Linked DNA regions of Homo sapiens: region 2 is linked to region 1. Evidence: read pairs that join two places in POLR2A ChIA-PET (ENCODE). Cell type or tissue: PC-9. All regions are shown on one strand. Links, peaks and the distances in the headings refer to the core of each region. The heading gives the core; the rest is flanking DNA. Region 1 has its middle 1.9 kb from the start of ZNF217-AS1. Region 2 has its middle 4.6 kb from the start of BCAS1-AS1.

Region 1 (2,912 bases), core at 127-2,626:
TTGAAGTCATTCAGTATTAATGAGGAAGGTCAGATGAGATCCTGTACTTAAGGAGCTGGGAAACTGAGGATTCGAGAGTCTAAACAGCTTTACCCAATGTGGTCCAGGTTGTAGGTGGCAGAGCCAAAATTCAAACGCGTGTCTCACTTCAAAGGCTCTGTGTGTGTTTGTGTGTGTGTGTGTGTGTGTGTGTGTGTGTGTTTGCTTTTGCTCCATTGATTCCAAATAACAAAACAAAACCAAACAAAAACTTTGCTACAAAACCCTCACTCTGATCCTGATGCTATCTTAATTGTGATAAATGTGTTGTTTAATCTTCACAACAAACTCATGGAAAGGAACTATATGTAATCCCAGAGCTTTGGGAGGCCGAAGCGGGAGAACTGCTTGAGCCCAGGAGTTTGAGACCAGCCTGGAAAACGTAGTGAGACCTCATCTCTACAAAAAGTTTAAAAATTAACCAGGTCTGGTGGCATGTGCCTGTAGTCTCAGCTACTCTGGAGGCTGAGGTGGGAGGATTGCTTGAGCCCAGGAGTTCAAGGTTGCAGTGAGCTGTGATCGCACCACTGCATTCCAGCCTGGCCAACGGCATGAGATCCCTGTCTCAAACAAAACTAAACAAAACCAAAAGAAAAGGAACTACATATCCTTCCTTTTTCAGGTGAGGAAACTGAGCCTTTGAGTGGTTAAGGAACATGTTCAAGGTTATAAAGCTGGCGCATGGGCTGGGCGCAGTGGCTCATGCCTGTAATCCTAGCACTTTGGGAGGCCGAGGTGAGCAGATCACCTGAGGTTTCTACTAAAAATACAAAATTAGCCAGGTGTGGTGGTGCATGCCTGTAATCCCAGCTGCTCGGGAGGCTGAGGCAGGAGAATTGCTTGAACCCGGGAGACGGAGGTTGCAGTGAGCCAAGATTGCTGCATTGCACTCCAGCCTGGGCGATAAGAGAGAAACTCCATGACACACACACACACACACACACACACACACACACACACACAAAAGCTGGCACATGGCTGAGTTGGGACTGGAAACAGACTGCTGGGCTCGAGGGCCTGAGTTTTCTTCATCAGAACATCACACACATTTAAAAATGTTTTGAAAATGTATATGTTTATTTATATTGAGGTAAAATTTACAAAACATAAAATATACCACATTATGCAAAGCTGGAGGCCAATAAACAAAATATATGTAAAAAGAAGAAAAAAATTCAAAAAGAAAAACTATATTAAAGTGTACAATTCAATAGCTGTTAGTACACTGACAACGTTGTGCAACCACCACCTCTATTATCAAGTTTCAAAATATTTCCATTGTCTCAAAAGGAAGCCCAGTTAGGCCACCACCCGCCATCCTTCCCTCCCCTAGCCTCTGGCAACCACTAATCTAGCTTCTGTCTGTATGGATTTACCTATTCTGGGCATTCCATATGACTGGAATTATGTGGTTTTTGTGTCTGGTTTCTTGCCCTTAGTGTAACTTTTTTTTTTTTTTTCGAGACAGGGTCTTGCTCTGTCACCCAGGCTGGAGGGCAGTGGCGCAATCGCAGCTCACTGCAGCTCCGACCTCCTGGGCTCAGGTGATCCTCCTGCCTGCCTCAGCCTCCTGAGTAGCTGGGGCCCCAGGTGTTCAGCACAATACTCGGGTAATTTTTTTTATTTTTATTTTTTGAGGAGACAAGAAGGTCTTACTATGTTGCTCAGGCTGGTCGGGAACTCCTGGGGTCAAGTGATCCTCCCACCTAGGCCTCCCAAAGTTGGGATTACAGACGTGAGCCACTGAGCCCAGCTGGGACTTAGCATAATGTTTTTGAGGCTTACTCATGGTGGAGCATGGATCAGTGTTTCATGCCTTTTTATAGCTGAATAATATTCCGTGATGTGGATAGACCAACATATGGTTTGGATCTGTGTCCCCACCCAAATATCATGTTCACTTGTAATCCTCCGTGTTGGAGGTGGGGCCTGGTGGGAGGTGACAGGATCATGGGGGTGGATCCTCATGAATGGTTTAGCACCATCTTCTTGTGTTGTTCTCATGATAGTGAGTTCTCATGAGATATAGTTGTTTAAGAGTGTGTAGCACCCCCACCCAACTCTTGCTCCTGCTCCCGCCATTTGAGACGCTTCTCTCCCGCTTTGCTTTCTACCATGGTTGTAGGTTTCCTGAGGCCTCCCTGGAAGTAGAAGCTGCTATGCTTCCTGTACAGCCTGCAGAACCGTGAGTCAATAAACCTCTCTTCTTTATAAATTACCCAGTCTCAGTCTCAGGTATTTCTTTCTTTCTTTTTTTTTTTCTGAGACGGAGTCTCACTCTGTCCCCAGGCTGGAGTTCAGTGGCACCATCTCGGCTCACTGCAACCTCCGCCTCCCAGGTTCACACGATTCTTCTGCTTCAGCTTCCTAAGTAGCTGGGATTACAGGCGCCCGCCACCATGCCTGGCTAATTTTTGTATTTTTAGTAGAGACGGGGTTTCACTGTGTTGGTCAGGCTGGTCTCGGACTCCTGACCTCGTGATCCGCCCACCTTGGCCTCCCAGAGTGTTGGGATTACAGGCGTGAGCCACCGCGCCTGGCCAGGTATTTCTTTATAGTAATGTAAGAACAGCCTAATGCAGGCCACATTTTGTTTATCCATTCATCAGTACGGACATTGGATGGTCTTCATCTTTTGGCTATTGTGAGTAATGCTGCTGTGAACATTGCTGGACAAGTTTTTGTCTGAATGTCCTTTTTAAGTTCTTTGAGTGTATAACTAGGAGTGGAACTGCTTGCTCACGTGGGTCACCCTGCTCCTTTTTTCTTTTACTTTGCAATATTAAGACCCCATATTAGTGTGATACTCTTTCCTAGACTTTTAGTCTAAATAATAGTACTTGCTTTGTTTGTTTGTTTTTTTTTAAAGATGG
Region 2 (2,912 bases), core at 272-2,771, 360 kb before region 1:
TCTTAAATTTTTGTGCAGGCTCCTAAGAAATAATATCAGCCAGCACCTGCTGCAAAGGGGCATCCCAGGATGTGTGACTGAATCCTGTGGCAACACTGCGAGGTTGGCATCATTACCCCCACACCCTCCCCAACCGAGGAAAGAGCTGGAACCTGGGGAGATGAATGACTTGATGTCCCACAGCCAACTGGCCTGCAGGCCCAGGGTGAGAGCTCTCCTTCTGAAAGGCTTTCCTGCCACCTGGAGCTGAGATTTGCCTTGCCTGCTTCTTAAAGCAATAGCTCCTCTTACCACTCCTTCAAAATACCTCTCAAATCCAACCGCTTGTCATCACAGCCCTGCTCTTACCCTAATCTAAGCTACTCACACCTCTTGGTCAAAGACTACTATAGCCTCCTCTCTGGTCTCTCTGCTTTCTGGTCATCAGCTCATTCCAGTGCCTGGTTTTGTCCCTGGAAGTCCCATGTCCCAGGAAACCCCTCCATCTCTGGTAAATCCAGATGACTGGTCACATTCTCTGCTGCCCACTTGCCCTCATCCCTGCAATCTGTTCTCCGAGAAGCATCAGTGTCATTTTTAAAATGTAAAGCGCATTGTCTCATGCTGCTTGGGACTCCCCATGATCCTTCCAACAAAACCTGGATTCTTTAACAGGGTCACAATGATCTTGCTGATATGGACCCTGGTCAAAGCTGAAGCAAGGATGGCTAGCCCAGGGCAGGGATGTGTGCTGGAGTTGAAGGCCCTCCCTACAAAGGCCACCTGCAAGGGCCACTACCACTTCGGAATTTGTGAAGGCCTGCATCGCTCCAGTGCCCCCAGACTTGTACCCGCTGACATATCTCTATCTTTCTGGGATCCTCACTCACGCCCTGGCCTGATGGCCTCTGTCACTCCTCTCCGTCCTTGTTTTCTTCACCCCAGCCACAATAGCTTCTGGCCAAGCATGTTCCCACCTTGTGGCTTTTCCCTCTGATACGATTTGGCTGTGTCCCCACCAAATCTCAACTTGAATTGTATCTTCCAGAATTCCCATGTGTTGTGGGGGGACCCAGGGGGAGGTAATTGAATCATGAGAGCCGGTCTTTCCCTTGCTATTCTTGTGATAGTGAATAAGTCTCATGAGATCTGATACTTTTATCAGGGGTCTCTGCTTTTGCTTCCTCGTCATTTTTCTCTTGCCGCCACCATGTAGGAAGTGCCTTTTGCCCCCTGCCATGATTCTGAGGCCTCCCCAGCCACGTGGAACTGTAAGTCCAATTAAACCTTTTTTGCTTCCCAGTCTCGGGTATGTTTTTATCAGCAGCGTGAAAACGGACTAATATACCCTCCTTTCTGGTGGCTCACTCCCCACCCCTTACAAGGCTGTGCCCTCCCATCCCCCACGCATCCATTACTCTCCCTGTTTTATTTTTCTCCCCGGCACTTACCTCTACTTGGCAGATATACCTTTTCCATAATTATTTGGCATCTCTCTCCCTCACTAGCTCCACAGACATGTGACTATTCTCGGTCCATGTCCCAGCATGGTCCCAGGGCGGAGGACAGTTCCTGACACATCGGTGCTCCGTGAATACTTGTTAATGGATGCTAGGCGGATCTCAGGGTCCTGTGCCGCTCTTTGATTCCTTCACTCTGCCTGACTCTCTTCCACCTATTATCTTTCTTATTTTCATTTTTTTCCACTTCTTCTTATTCTCCACTTGGCAATTGCCACCTCCATCTTCCTCATAAAGCCACCAAAAGAGGAAACAAAAAGAAAGAAAATTCAACATGCAGAAATACACTTGTCTTTCCCAATCTTGAAATTGGAGGTTTGAGTGCCAAGGCAGGGCTTTCGATGGTTCATCTCAGTGAAGGTGTGGGAAGCCCGCTGCAGGCGGTGCTCCTGGAAGCCCTGTGGCAGAGGGTCTTCACAGTGTGCTCATGGCCACACACCTAGGAAGTGGCAGGCACCACTGCAGCCACGCTGCAATCCACACGGTTCCAACCCAAGCACCTCATGATTTCACCCCATGCTCCATGGCCCTAGTCAGTTAGGTCTGGGTGGGGATTTTAAACCTTCTTTGCTTAGACTATGTTAGACTCCAGACTTATTTTTAAAAGCAAAAAGAGGCCGGGCATGGTGGCGCACGCCTGTAACCCCAGCACTTTGGGAGGCCAAGGTGGGTGGATCACTTGAGGTGAGGAGTTCAAGACAGGCCTGGCCAACATGGTGAAACCCCATCTCTACCAAAACATCAAAAATTAGCCAGGCATGGTGGCGGGCGCCTGTAATACCAGCTGCTCAGGAGGCTGAGGCAGGAGAATTGCTTGAACCCAGGAGGTGGAGGTTGCAGTGAGCTGAGATCGTACCACTGCACTCCAGCCTGGGTGACAAGAGCGAGACTCCGTCTCAAAAAAAAAAAAAAGAAAGAAAAGAAAAGAAGAAAGAAGAGAGGCAGGGCATAGTGGCTCACGCCTGTAATCCCAGCACTTTGGGAGGCCAAGCTGGGCAGATAACTTGAGGTCAGGAGTTCGAGACCATCCTGGTCAACATGGCAAAACCCTGCATCTACTAAAAATACAAAAATCAGCTGGGCATGGTGGCAGCCACCTGAGTAACCTGTAATCCCAACTACTCAGGTGGCTGAGGCAGGAGGATCACTTGAACCTAGGAGGCGGAGGTTGCAGTGAGCCAAGATCACACCACTGCATTCCAGCCTGGGCGACGGAGCAAGACTCCATCTCAAAAAAAAAAGAAAGAAAGAAAAGGAAAGAAGAGAAAAAAAGTGTTATCACCCTTAAGAAGCAGCTAGATCAAGTACCTTTATCAGTGATTCTCATATTTAAGTATACACAGGAATCATCTGAAGCTGTTAACTCCCTAAGCCTCAGTGTCTATAAAGCATCTATAAAACAAGGATACTAAC

Evidence for each region. Peaks named below come from ENCODE experiments on the same cell type or tissue, not always from the same donor. Only the 100,000 strongest peaks of a DNase experiment are listed, where the experiment ranks them.
Region 2: POLR2A ChIA-PET joins it to region 1 with 12 read pairs; 6 of 35 experiments call an interaction of 5 or more read pairs at or near these places.

What each region holds. Positions count from the first base shown.
Region 1 is chr20:53,549,449-53,552,360 of GRCh38, reverse strand. No RefSeq gene overlaps it. Among named protein-coding and RNA genes, the nearest start is that of ZNF217-AS1, 1.9 kb to the left of the region's middle. In PC-9, for the core only: no CTCF peak of the experiment used is centred there; no DNase peak of the experiment used is centred there.
Region 2 is chr20:53,909,440-53,912,351 of GRCh38, reverse strand. No RefSeq gene overlaps it. Among named protein-coding and RNA genes, the nearest start is that of BCAS1-AS1, 4.6 kb to the left of the region's middle. In PC-9, for the core only: no CTCF peak of the experiment used is centred there; no DNase peak of the experiment used is centred there.